Linked DNA regions of Homo sapiens: all the other regions are linked to region 2. A link is a contact called in ENCODE Hi-C or POLR2A ChIA-PET data. All regions are on one chromosome and are shown on one strand. The core of a region is the stretch at or near the end of the contact, and the rest is flanking DNA. Distances in the headings are between cores, read along the strand shown. Region 1 holds the start of SPTSSB (serine palmitoyltransferase small subunit B). Region 2 holds the start of NMD3 (NMD3 ribosome export adaptor). Region 3 overlaps PPM1L (protein phosphatase, Mg2+/Mn2+ dependent 1L).

What was found. A loop is a pair of places that touch in the nucleus more often than their neighbours do. ChIA-PET counts read pairs that join two places held with the same protein, here RNA polymerase II (POLR2A). Pooled maps may share reads with other maps.
Region 1: a map of CD4-positive, alpha-beta memory T cell shows a loop between it and region 2 (4-fold over the local background). The contact joins the promoter of SPTSSB here to the promoter of NMD3 in region 2. A Hi-C loop is called at or near these places in 1 of 168 maps with a recorded cell type or tissue (CD4-positive, alpha-beta memory T cell) and 6 of 50 pooled maps. POLR2A ChIA-PET finds 5 or more read pairs at or near these places in 2 of 52 experiments (CD4-positive, alpha-beta T cell and WTC11).
Region 3: a map of endothelial cell of umbilical vein shows a loop between it and region 2 (7-fold over the local background). The contact joins the enhancer-like site here to the promoter of NMD3 in region 2. A Hi-C loop is called at or near these places in 1 of 168 maps with a recorded cell type or tissue (endothelial cell of umbilical vein) and 9 of 50 pooled maps. POLR2A ChIA-PET finds 5 or more read pairs at or near these places in 4 of 52 experiments (OCI-LY7, WTC11, activated B cell and 1 more).

The regions. Positions count from the first base shown.
Region 1 is chr3:161,368,193-161,372,832 of GRCh38, reverse strand. It overlaps SPTSSB (serine palmitoyltransferase small subunit B), which reads left to right and starts at 1,316. Exons shown (of 3, transcript NM_001040100.2): 1 at 1,316-1,398. RefSeq lists enhancers at 734-1,288, 1,289-1,843.
Region 2 is chr3:161,219,264-161,223,946 of GRCh38, reverse strand. NMD3 (NMD3 ribosome export adaptor) reads right to left here and starts at 2,636. Exons shown (of 16, transcript NM_015938.5): 1 at 2,538-2,636; 2 at 1,890-1,953. The coding sequence starts at 1,933. It also overlaps the pseudogene SRP14P5. RefSeq lists a silencer at 2,274-2,473 and enhancers at 2,393-2,894, 2,954-3,063.
Region 3 is chr3:161,033,267-161,037,781 of GRCh38, reverse strand. The region is part of intron 2 of PPM1L (protein phosphatase, Mg2+/Mn2+ dependent 1L); the gene reads right to left. Among named protein-coding and RNA genes, the nearest start is that of B3GALNT1, 70 kb to the left of the region's middle. Within about 2 kb of position 2,506, at least 4 of the 41 ENCODE cell types and tissues checked have a DNase peak (open chromatin) inside an H3K27ac peak, as active enhancers do; they include OCI-LY7 and endothelial cell of umbilical vein, where a contact is called at or near this core.

The DNA.
Region 1 (4,640 bases), core at 67-2,566, 150 kb before region 2:
GAAAGCGTCTCGGCCACGGAGATACAGAACCGGGAGCCTTCAAGGTCCTCCGCCACTCTCAGCAAGCCCTGCTCTCGATGGAGAGGAGATCGCTGGGTGATGGATGTGGGCTTCCAGGGAAGGTGCTCGCGCTGGTCCCGAGCCCTCCGGGGAAGATATTCGAGCGCGGAGCGTAAGCGCAGGGCACGCCAGCCCCGGGAGCCGCGGGAGCAGGCGCCGCGCGTCTCTGCACCACCGGGCCGCCTCCCAGCCTTCTTTCCCCAGTTTGCCCTCCTGCCGCAGTCCGGGCCGAGATTAATTCTCTGCACTTGTGAGTGGGCACACACAAGTTCTCCGGGCACGATCCTTTCATCTATTTCCCTGGGGGAGTCCACCTTTTTAACGATTAACCTCCTAGCTACCGCGGGCAAGGTGGCAGGATGCGAGTGGGGCGGGGAGGGGCGTTTCACACGTTCAGAGGCACCAAAATTAGCTGCCAGTGCTAAAAGGCTTTGCTTTCTTCGGTTTTTGACAAATAAATGGGGTGGGATGCTTGCTTGGCCGCCCGCTGCCCCAGCCCGAGCCCTGGGCTCACTTAGCAGCCTGATGCCGAGTTTCAGACGCAGTCCTGCTGCGCTTACACCCGGGCTTCTTCGCCCCCTTGCCAAAGTCTGCAGCCCGATGGATGCTGGGCGCGGGCTTTCCCTGAGCGCTTTAACGCAGCTTAGGCTAAAGCCCCAGAGCTCCCACCTTCTACCTCCTGTTTATCCGCCCGCCCCTCTACCACCGCCAAAGGACGTGCCCCTTCAGTAGAGTCGGGGATCCCAGCCCCAGAGCGGGGGAGGGCGCCTCCCTATCCCCTCCTCCCCGTCCCCGCCTCGGCTCGGGGTTTTACTGCAGCAGCCGGAGGTGACAGCGACGCCTCAGCCGCCTCTGTTGCTCTCGGAGCCCCGGCTTCCCCTGCACCGGGAAAGCGCCCCCTCTCGAGAGGCTGGTCCCTGGAGAACTGCGAACGAGCTGCAGAAAACCAGATTTTAAAATGTAGAAGTCGTTGGGCTGCATTCCTCCGAGGACCAGTCTGATCGCCCAGGACTAAGAGTGGCAGCGTATGAGAAGTTGGGACCATAGAGCAAGGGGGGGAGGGGAGTGTTGCAGCAGGCATTCTCTTCTGGAAGGAGTCGCTGGGAGCAGTGCGGTTGGACACAAGTTTGCGTAGGAGTGTTTTCCTTTTGTCAATAATTAATCACCGGAATTAGCCAGGTAGAATTTGAGTTTTAGCAAGAGTCCTGAGGGCGGGGCCGAACACCTAACTCCGGGAGGCTCCCAGGCGCCCGGCGCAGTGGGAAGCTCGCAGCAGCTGGGGAGGAGCCAAAGCCTCGGCGCTCACCTAAGCCGCAGGGAGATACACCCAACTGGGAGGTAAGCATCTTCCAAAATACCTACTTGAACTGTTAAGTAGCTTTAGTAGGATAGAATTCCTGTCTCTATAGGAGGAAAAAATTAATACTGAGCTTTAATGCAATTTATCAGTTTATTATTTAACTGCATTACAATTTTCAGAATTGATGGATTTTTCCATTTACCTTTCACTATGTGGGAAACTAAGATGTTTCACTCAGTAGAAGCCAAACTTTAACACTGAAACTTTCCAAACTAAAAGAAGAGAAAATTTCTTTACTATTTTCACTATTTACCTTCGTGTAGTCCATTAACGACTCAGGAAAATATCATTGGGTTGTGCTTGGTTTCCTTCTTAAATATTCATCTTTACCTAGTTCCGTGCTCCTATACAATCCCTCTCTGCCCATAAGCTACTTAAACTACTGTACTTTAGGCAATAGTACACACAAGTCACCTGCCAAAAAGTGAAGAATTTCCAACAAGGAATACATTTTAACATTCTCTTGTAAGTATTAAGCAGTATGTATTTTCTCAAAGATACTTAAGTCATCCTTTATAAGTAACCAAACTTCTTCACCAAAAGACAGCCAGCTAGAGTTAGCTAAATAGTTAACTTTGCCATGGGGATGAAGAAGGTGGGGAAATGTTTAGAGTAGCATTTTAAATATGAGTTGGACTCCAGATTTGTTTCAACTAAAGTGACATTCAACTGGTTGGCAATTCACATATGAGCCCAGTCCACAATCACATAAGGAGTTTGAAGAATTGTTAAATGTAAGAACTAGCCCCAAAGTCCAAATAACTGCATCAGGGGAGTTGGGAAAATTGTTTTTCAAAAAGATTTTGTGGTGCAGTACTTATTTTGAATTAGACAAAAATTAAGAAAGACATGGTAATTTTTGCTAGTGAAATTCTAAAATGTATACATAAAAGTGTTGAATTTTTAATAACTTGATTTCCACATCTGAATTATTCCTATGCTGTTTAAAACAGGTCATTTCGGTGACTTTCTCAAGGGCTGTGAAGGCTTTGTACATAGATAACTAGACCAAAACCAACAAGCTGTAGTATGAAATGTACTGTCACTCTCATTATCCAGATATTTATTTACAACTATTTAATGATAATAAATTAAAAATTATTTGTCAAAACAAAGCATGGTCATTCTAGAATTCGACTAGATTTGAAGTTGAAAGTCGATTTGAAGTTGAAAATCAACCAGTCCTCAACTCTCATTGGTTTTCTTAATTCACTGTAAATTTGCAAATACTTTTATAAAAACTGCCCTTTATAATTGTACAGCAATTCTATCTCTACTATGCTAATTATAAAGAGAGTTTTGCCACTATCTTACCACCAAGTATAAAAGAAACAAAATATTCATAAAAAATGATCCAAATGGGACTCACTTCCAGAATGGTGATGTGAAGAGCTTTTCAAATCCACTCCCTAAAAACAACAATAACTGGTGAAAATTATAGATAAATAACCATTTAAAGTTCCTGGTAATTGTCCTAAGGACATACAGCACGAAGAAAATATTTATTCAAGACAATCTCTTATATTTCAGTAAGAACTGCAAACAATTGTGATGCTTGAACCACAATATATTTCCCCACCCTCTCCAGTTGAGTGTGATGATGTTCCAGTAAGGATGGGTGCAGCCACTAACGCAGGGCCCCCTCTCAACCTAGATCCTCGTCTACAGTATACCCTGAGAGAAGCAGGCCACCAGCATTACTCATCATCCCCAGCTTTGTGTTTCAGAGCTCTATTCTAGATAAGAGCAACTGAGAGTTCTGAGGCTCTCTTCCTCCAACCATCCTCCACTCTTAAGACAGAAAATGAAGAACTCAACAACAAGAACACAACTCATTTAAAAGTGGACAAAAAAATTTGAATAGACATTTCTCCAAAGAGCAGGTAGAAACAGCCAATTTACACATGAGAAGGTGTTTACTAGCCATTAGTGGTTGGGGAAATGAAAATCAAATCAAAACCACAGTACAATCCCACTTCACACCAACCGGAATGGCTATCACAAAAAAAAAAAAAAAAAAAAAAAAAGGAAAGAAAGAGAGACAGAGAGAGAAAGAAAGAGAAAGAAAGAAAGAAAGAAAGAAAGAAAGAAAGAAAGAGAAAGAAAGAAAGAAAGAAAGAAAGAAAAGAAAGAAAGAAGAAAAAGAAAGAGAAAGAAAGAAAGAAAGAGATAATAGCAAGTGTTAGAGAAGATGTAGAGAAAATTGAACTGTCATATATTGCTGGTATTGCTGGTGGGGATGGAAAATGGTGCAATCGCTATAGAAGAGAGTTTGATCGTTCCTCAAAAAGTTGAGAATAGAGTTACCACATAATCAAGCAATTCCACTCCTAGGCATATATTCAAGAGAATTGAAAACTTATGTCCGTTCAAGAACTGTACACAAATGTTCATAGTGGCATTACTCATAACACCCAAAGAAGCTGATTGAAACAACCCAAGTTGTTTATTGAATGATGAATGGATAAATAAAATGTAGTATGGAATGAAATGATAAAATATTATTCAGCAATGAAAATCATGTGGCTGATACATACTACAACATGGATGAACATTGAAGAGATTACGTTAAGTGAAAGAAGACCACATACTATATGATTTATTTACATAACATATCCACAATAGGCAAATCTATAGAGAAAGTAGATTAGTTGTTTCCTGAGGCTGCAGTAGAAGGTAAGATTAGGGGCCGGGCGCGGTGGCTCACGCCTGTAATCCCAGCACTTTGGGAGGCCGAGGCGGGCGGATCACGAGGTCAGGAGATCGAGACCATCCCGGCTAAAACGGTGAAACCCCGTCTCTACTAAAAATACAAAAAATTAGCCGGGCGTAGTGGCGGGCGCCTGTAGTCCCAGCTACTTGGGAGGCTGAGGCAGGAGAATGGCGTGAACCCGGGAGGCGGAGCTTGCAGTGAGCCGAGATCCCGCCACTGCACTCCAGCCTGGGCGACAGAGCGAGACTCCGTCTCAAAAAAAAAAAAAAAGAAGGTAAGATTAGGGAGAAAACGGGAGTGACTAAAGGGTACAGTGTGTCTTCTTGGGGTGATGCAAATGGTCTAAAATTGACTGTCATGATGGTTGCAATACTGTAAATATACTAAAAACCACTGAATTGTGTACTTTAAGTAGGTAAATTGTATGGTGAGTTTTATCTCAATAAAGCCGGTTTAAAAAAATTTTCCAGAGTATTAAAAGAACAAATGGGTTTAAAACTTAGAGTT
Region 2 (4,683 bases), core at 1,387-3,886:
TAACTTTTACAAATAAACAGATAAACTTCCCAACCACAAGTGTAATAGCAAACTTGGGAAAAATTTGAGAAGCACTGTTATTCATTATCCCTTGTTGAAAATTGGAAAACCAAGAAAGAATCAATTAACAAGGCAATAGTGTGTCAATGGCAAAAACCAAAAAGAAAATCCTGTATCAAGAATATGTAAGATCAGTTTGTCTCTTTTTAATTCAACCACCTCATCTCTAAATACTAAGTCTTCAAAAATCTATTTATTCAGGGCATACAGAGGACCATAGCTTAGGTGAACAGTATGGTGTCACTACATTAAAAGACTACAGCTGTCTACTTATCTCTAATGAACATTTCTTCAAGTATATCTCTGGACTACACCAATAGAAACTAATATCTAAATCATTTCTAACAGAATCAGACGCCAATATACTCCAAAGGCAATTAAAAAAAAAAAGCATAAGGACTGCTGAAATATAAACATTTACCCATAGCAGAATTTTTTTTTTAACAGTATAGGAAGTCTATCAACATCTAGAGACTCAGTATAAATGACGGAACTATCATAATTCGAGATGTACTGGGGGCAGAAAAAGTCTGAGAACCCCTAATGTAGAACAACATTGTCCAAAATAAAAGTTCAATAATCTTCCATGTCCAATGGTAGCCACTAGCCACATGTGGCAACATGGCTAGTACAAACGAGCAACCAAGTATTTAATTTTATTCCATTTAAATTAATTTAGGAAACTTCCAACTTAAACTGCTTGGGGTTTATGTTGACAGAGTGGAGCCAGCGGTACCACCTGGAAAGAAAGCAGTTCCTGACAGAGCTAACCAGGCTCTTCCAGAAGTGCTGGTTGTCCGGAGGGAAGTATAATGGTCAAACAACCCATTCCAAGAAAGGGTTCTGTGAAGGGCTTTGAGCCCTTAGACAAGTGTCTGTTAAAAGCTACTGATAGAACAAGGAAGATCAGCACTATGCTGAGCTCCAAAGACATTTTCAGATGGCTTATTCAAACCCACTGAGCTAACTGATGGACAAGGGAAGAGTAAAGCATCACAGGGAAGGGGGCCAAATTTCCTGCTTTCACTAACCACTGAATTCCTATTTTTCCTTTGGTTTTTACTTTTGGCCACAAAGCTAGTTTCTCCATAGTTACTGTTTTCCTGTGAGATTAGGGTCATTCTAGACAGAAGGACTACAATGTTTACAGGGTAGTTGTGGTAAGAAGCCAATTTATTTTAGATTTAGCTAATTGGTCTGTGCTGAACGATTCCAGGATTATCGTTTAAAAGTCTCTGTAGTAATCTCTTTGAAGAGCACTGTATCATTAAACCTATTTAACAGCAAAAAAAAAAAAGTTAATTTGAACTTAAATGCAAGAAATTAAAAATTGATAACTAAGATTTAAGATGTTCAAAATTTAAAAATTACTACATTATAATCTCCAATAAAAATCAGGAAGTCATCCGAGCTACTCGGGAGGCTGAGGCAGGGAATTGCTTGAACCCGGGAGGTGGAGGTTGCAGTGAGCCGAGATCACACTACTGCACTCCAGCCTGGGCAACAGAGCGAGATTCCGTCTCAAAAAAAAAAAGTAAGTAAAAAGTAAATTTAAATAGCCACACGTAGCTAATGGCTACATATTGGACAGTGCCGATCTAAAAGGATGTATGGTAAATATTTTAACCCTCTTAGAGCTTATATTTACTAGAACAAGCTTTATAACCAGAAACTAATTCGATTTTCTACAGAAATAAGACTTCTATTTTTTCCCATTTATGACAATATACGCTCTTTCCCACCCACCCTCAAGCGTTCTCCATAGTGAGTTTCCCGGGCTCACTGAAGATTTTCACATTTAAGGGGGAAGGAAGAAGTGTCGCACTCACATGTGTCCAGGGCTGCGGTCGGTGGATTCTGCCATATACTCCATCGTTCTGTATGCCTTAAGTTCTTTTAAAAAAAAAAAAAAAAAAAAAAAAAAAAAAGAGAATGTTGGGATTTAAATCACTTTACCTAGTCTCCTCTTTTTACGTCTTCCTCCAGTCTCTCTGAATAATTAATATATTCACAGAACTTCGAAAAAGCAGGAAAGAAGGAAACCCAACTCCACTGGGTAAGTTCGTTAAAAAGAACTTTAAGATGAGGACCATGGGATTTCCTGAGCTTCCCAGCTGCAAGACCCTCGGGCCACCCAGCTCTGCCGCTGACCTCCATCTCACCTGGGCTCCAACCCTGGACGACCAAGGGCGAGGTCAGCTCGGGATTGTGGACGCCCGGGCCCTCCCGCTCTCCACCAGCCCAGGGACCGCACCGGACCACCGCGCCTCAGACCCACGCCACAGGAGTCTCCGGACGGCGTCCCGGCGCCCGAGGGCCACCCACGCCGACCCCCAACCCCGGGGCGCGACCGCACACGGGTTCCGGGCACGCGGCGCTCACGCAGACTGAGCACGGCCCCGAGGCCGGGGAGCCCGCCCCATCCGCTACTCAGGGGCCCGCGGCCGACAGCCCAGGTCTCGGACTCCGGAACCTACTTCGCGCCTCCAGACCAGCCCTGGATTTGCTGAAAACCCGCAACAAAATAGACCCCGGCTGTCCCGTCAGCTGCCAACCTGGCTGTCTCCGCCACAGAGAAGATCTCGCGAGCGAAATGCTCGAAATCCCGCGGCCCGAGTGACGTATTAAAAGGGACGGGGTGGGGACGAGGAAAGGGGCGGCACCGACGGGCGGAAGGGTGATGGGAGCGGCCTGGTGGCTGGGAAAGCTCGCGGAGAGAAGTCCCAGGGGCTCATTTGCCGTCAGTGACTGCTTTTCAGTTATCGTCTCGATTTTCCCAGGCCAGGGTTTACTCCAAACCAACCTCGCCCGTATATTAGTCTCTTTTCAGCTATCCCGACTGTGAGCTTGCTTCTTGATTAAATGATTATTTTATATAAAAGTTATCTGTAAACGGTACCTTATGCAAAGAAACTCCATCCAGGGCAGTGCCTTTTGTCTGTTTGGTTCACCGTCATATACAGGCCTGATGCCTGCCACATGCTAACTGCTCAAATGATTATTTGTTGAAAGAATGAAATGTAAAGCATAATTATCTGTGAAGAAGTCTATGCGATTTTTAGACAAATTATTAATTATGTGCTTCCGGATAGTGCATTTAATATCTTCTTATGACTGATTTATCCCTCAAACTTGGAGCAGCACAGACCGTGTCTAATCTGTCTCATGACAGCCTTTCAAATATTTGAAGAGTACAACCATTTTTTTTTCTAAATCCTCTCATCCCAAATTTCAAGGAATAAGCAAAGGCGTTTTGTAGAGGGTGATCAGAGACAGCCTCTCATCATTTCTTGCCCAGAATACTTAAGTAGCCTCTCGTCTGTTGTCTCTACTTGTAGACTTCAATTCATCCTTCTGAAATGCAGTTCTGATTTTGTCACACTCCCCTGCTTTTAATCCTTCAGTGGCCTCTGATTACCTTCAGCATTATTTCCAGTTTCTTTGTGTGGAAAGAAGACCTTTCAGGATCTGATCTCCACATATCCTGTCCTACTCCCAAGCACACGTACTCGCAAGCCATGAAGACCAACTGGCAGGTCCTCACAGAAAATAGTCTTCCTTTGCTTCTACCCGGGACTCGGCACTAAAGATTAAGCCTGAATTAGTTTCCTAGTGCTGCTCTAACAAATTATCACTGATTTAGTTGGCTTAGAAAACACAAATTTGTTCTCTTCCAGTTCTGGAAGCTACAGGTCTAAATAGATGGTGAGGGCTGACTCTGGAGGCTCCAGGAGAAAATCCATTCCCTGGCCCTTTCCAACTTCTACACGCTGCCCACATTCCTTGGCTTGTGGTCCCACATCATTTTGCAGTCAGAGTCTCCTTTTCTCACCCCCACCCCCCCGCACCCCTCTTACAAGGACACTTGTGATTTCACTGGGCCCAACCAAATAATCCAGAATAATCTCTCCATCTCAAGAAATTTAATCACATCTGTAAAGTTCGTTTGCCATGTTAGGTAATATATTCACAGATTTCAGGGAATAGGACATCTTTGCAGAGCCATTATCCTGTCCACCATACATCCTCTCTTTTCTGACTCCTTCGGTCCCTAAGGGCCAGAGGAGTTACATGCTCCTTCTGTATATATGGTTCTATGATAACACCTTTATACGAGGTATATGCCTCTATAATAGTGCTTTGAATTGGATCATAAATTTTCTACTCTGCATGCCCAGCAGTTTCAAAACCCTGGAGAGCAATTCGGGTCTTGTTCTTCTTGGTGCACCTAGCACAGCAGCTGACACAAAACAGACCCTCAATATATATTGGTAAATTAATTATCCATTTAATACCCACCACAACTCTGAAGAGACAGTGTTTTTCTCCCCGTTTTTTCTATTCACACTGCCTATGCCCTCAACCAAACACCACTAGGAACACAGCTGTAGTTAAGCAGCTTCTGTCTATTTATTACTCTTCGAAGTGAGCCCAGACACTCACCATGGATACCCTTTGGGTATCTCAGTAAGAGGGTGTTTAGAACAAACCTATCATAGGATTGGGGCTTTGGGCGGGTGTTTTCGGGGAGGCCCTAAGAAAATAGAGGTTTTTCTATAGATTGGATGCTGTCAGAAAGCAGGGGCAATTCTGTGATTGGATGTCTCAGTAAATCTTATTTAC
Region 3 (4,515 bases), core at 1,257-3,756, 190 kb after region 2:
TCTCATGAGCTTGTGGTCAAGCTGTCAGTCATCTCAAAAGCTCAAGTAGGGGCTGGGTACAGTGGCTCACGCCCGTAATCCCAGCACTTTGGGAGGCTGAGGCAGGCAGATCACCTGAGGTCGGGAGTTCAAGACCAGCCTGACCAACATGGAGAAACCCCGTCTCTACTAAAAATACCAAAAAAAAAAAAAAAAAAAAATTAGCCGGGCATGGTGGCGCATGCCTGTAATCCCAGCTACTCGGAAGGCTGAGGCAGGAGAATCACTTGAACCTGGGAGGTGGAGGTTGCGGTGAGCTGAGATCGTACCATTGCACTCTAGCCTGGGCAACAAGAGCAAAATTCCATCTCAAAAAAAAAAAAAAAAAAAGCTCAAGTAGGGGAGGGTACATTCCCAAGTGCATTCACATGGATTCTGGCAAACCTCAGTTCCTCACCATGTAGGTCTCTCCACTGGCTGCCCAAGTATCATCTCTTCATGACATGGCAGTTGATTTCCCCCTGAGCATGTGATTCCAGAGACAAAGAGCAAAGGAGCAAACCAAAGTCAGAAGCCAGTCTTTATATAACCCAGTCTCAGAAGTATTATCCCATCACTTCTGCTATATTCATTCACTACAAAGGAATCATAAAGTCCTCCCTGCACTCAAAGGGAGAAGAATTAAGTTCCACCGCAATGAGAGAAGTATCAAATAACTTGTGGACATACCTTTAAAACCATGCTTATGGATACCATAGGGTCAGATAATAAAAATCTGGGCTAGCAAAGCACAGAGATCAGAATTATCAAAGATTTTTTTAAAGGATTTTTGCTTTGAATACAGACCTTTTTTACGATTCAAAAATGAGAGGCTTCCTAGAGAACTTGTTAGATACAAAAATATAGTAAATAAGATTTCATGGAAGCCATGTCTTTCTTGGCAGGAAAAACGGACTTGTCCCATCTTTTCAACCTTAATGGGAGTCCCTTAAAATCAAGGATCTCTGCTCTGAAAGCACCTTTGCATTTGCAGCAATCAATACGAATGTACTTCCCTGACTGGTGACCACAGGTTGATAATGACTAGTATGGGACTAAAGGTAACATTAAAAAGGAGAAAAAAACCTAGATAAACATGAAGGAATATGCACTATGTTCTGCAGTGTCTTGAATGGCACCGGGCCTGGGTTAAGAACCAAACTCTATGACTACAGACATAAAATTTACCAATTACTGAAGGATAACAATTACAGGTCACATTTATTGAGCACCTACTCTGTAACAAGCATTGTTCTAAGTGCTTTACAAACACTCATTCACATAATCCTCACATCAATCTACTAATAATACTCTCATATCCCCATCTTGCAGATGGTTGAACTAAGACACAAAAAGGGTAAGTAATTTGTCCAAGGTCACAGAGGTATTAAGAAGAGAAGATGGGATTTGAATCTAGGTAATCTGGTTCCAAGGGCCATGCTATTAACTTCCACAGGGTCTGATCTTCTCTACTTACCCTCAAATCTTTATGATTTTTTCTTATATTACTATTCCCTATATACATACTTATAATGAGCCATTTCCCCAAAGGTAAACAACTTTTCAGTACAGATCTGTGAAGTTAGTGATTATACCATATGAAGAGGATGATCAAGGAGGAACTGCTATTCCCCCACACTGACCTGGATAATTAATGTTGTCCCCAAAGTAATTTCAAAATTTAAGATAGAATATGTCAAAGCAGAGTCTGATCTTTTCTTTCTTAGGAAATCTGAGTCATGGCTTGATTTGGACTTGCTGACTTGCTGGTATACTGTTTCCCCTTTTTTCTGTGGTTTATGATGATGAAAATAAAAGCGGACATCATATGTATAGCTCATTAACTGGAGACAATCACCAAATGTTGAAATCAGCTTGCTGAACTAACCATGACCCTTCTTGAGTACGTTCAATCATATGCTGAAAAGCACTGCAAAAAAGAAACAATGTGTTCAAACCCCAAGAATGTCCTTGAAAATAACAAAGTCATCTATTGGGAATGTCCAGAAACTGGGAAAGTTAGAGCAACCTGTAAAATTATTTTAACTTTGGTTAAGTTCCTGGCAAGAATTGCCATTAACAATCATACATGACCTGATTTTATTTAGTTGGGAAATAAAGCAATCTTACCTCTGACATGAGGAAGTTTTAGTCTTGTACTTCCTCTCCCATTCATGTTATTTTAATCTTGCATCTCCTATTCTTTTTAGTCATTCTTTCAGGAACTATTTTTACAGTAACAACAAGGAGTAGTTGTACGTATCTGGACTTCAAACAATGAGGCACAGCCTTTAGCATGTCTGTCTACAGTCAAAAGCACTTTCTAAAGAATTAGAAGCAATGGTTACTTATCTCAAAATTAGCTCTTTCCTCTTTGGCCGAGGGGCGCTGTGCAACACAAACCATGAAACAGAAGTTTTCCTGTTTTACATCAGGCTTGAGCACTTCCTGCATTGCTCACCACTTCTTTCCGTTTGGGTTACTTACCTATTCAATAAGCAGAACAAAGCTCAGTCAAAACTGCAAGATGGCTCACTCTTTTTTTTTTTTTTTAATTATACTTTAAGTTCTGGGATACATGTGGAGAATGTGTAGGTTTGTTACACAAGTATACATGTGCCGTGGTGGTTTGCTGCACTCATCAACTAGTCATCTATCCTTCCCCTTGCCCCCCACCCCCTGACAGGCCTCAGTGTGTGATGTTCCCCTCCCTGTGCCCATATGTTCTCATTGTTCAACTCTCACTTATCAGTGAGAACATGTGGTGTTTGGTTTTCTGTTCCTGTGTTAGTTTGCTGAGAATGATGGCTTCCAGCTTCATCCATGTCCCTGCAAAGGACATGAACTCATTCTTTTTTATGGCTGCATAGTATTCCATGGTGTATATGTGCCACATTTTCTTTTATTTTTTTATTGTACTTTAAGTTCTGGGATACATGTGCAGAACATGCAGGTTTGTTACATAGGTATACACGTGCCATGGTGGTTTGCTGCACCCATCAACCCGTCATCTACATTAGATATTTCTCCTAATGCTATCCCTCCCCTACCTCCCCTAGTCCTCCACCCCCCCGACAGGCCCCAGTGTGTGATGGTCCCCTCTGTGTGTCCATGTGTTCTCATTGTTTGACTCCCACTTATAAATGAGAACATGCAGTGTTTGGTTTTCTGTTCCTGTGTTACTTTGCTGAGATTGATGGTTTCCAGCTTCATCCACATCCCTGCAAAGGACATGAACTCATCCTTCTTTATGGCTGCATGGTATTATATGGTGTATATGTGCCACATTTTCTTTATCCAGTCTATCATTGATGGCCATTTGGGTTGGTTCCAAGTCTTTGCTATTGTGAACAGTGCCACAATAAACATACACGTGTATGTGTCTTTATAGTGGCATGATTTATGATCCTTTGAGTATATACACAGTAATGGGATTGCTGGGTCAAATGGTAATTCTGGTTCTAGATCCTTGAGGAATCGCCACACTGTCTTCCACAATGGCTGAACTAATTTACGCTCCCACCAACAGTGTAAAAGTGTTCCTATTTCTCCACATCCTCTCCAGCATCTGTTGTTTCCTGACTTTAATGATCACCATTCTAACTGGCATGAGATAGTATCTCATTGTGGTTTTGATTTGCATTTCTCTAATGACCAGTGATGATGAGCTTTTTTTTCATAAGTTTGTTGGCTGCATAAATGTCTTCTTTTGAGAAGTGTCTGTTCGTATCCTTCACCCACTTTTTGATGGGGTTGTTTGCTTTTTTCTTGTAAATTTGTTTAAGTTCCTTGCAGATTCTGGATATTAGCCCTTTGTCAGATGGACAGATTGCAAAAATTTTCTCCCATTCTGTAGGTTGCCTGTTCACTCTGATGATAGTTCCTTTTGCTGTGCAGAAGCTCTTTAGTTGAATTATATCTTATTTGTCAGTTTGGGCTTTTGTTGCCATTGCTTTTGGTGTTTTAGTCATGAAGTCTTTGCCCATGCCTATGTCCTGAATGGTATTGCCCAGGTTTTCTTCTAGGGTTTTTATGGTTTTAGGTCTTACGTTGAAGTCTTTAATCCATCTCGAGTTAATTTTTGTATAAGGTATAAGGAAGGGGTGCATTTTCGGTTTTCTACATATAGCTAGCCAGTTATCCCAACCCCATTTATTAAATAGGGAATCCTTTCCCCATTGCTTGTTTTTGTCAGCTTTGTCAAAGATCAGATAGTTGTAGATGTGTCACATTTTTTTCTGAGGCCTCTGTTCTGTTCCATTGGTCTATATCTCTGTTTTGGTACCAGTACCATGCTGTTTTGGTTATCGTAGCCTTGTAGTATAGTTTGAAGTCAGGTAGCATGATGCCTCCAGCTTTGTTCTGTTTGCTTAGGATTCTCTTGGCTCTACGGGCTCTTTTTTGGTTCCATATGAAATTTAAAGCAGTTTTTTCTAATTCTGTGAAGAAAGTCAATGGTAGCTTGATGGGGATAGCATTGAATCTATAAATTACTTT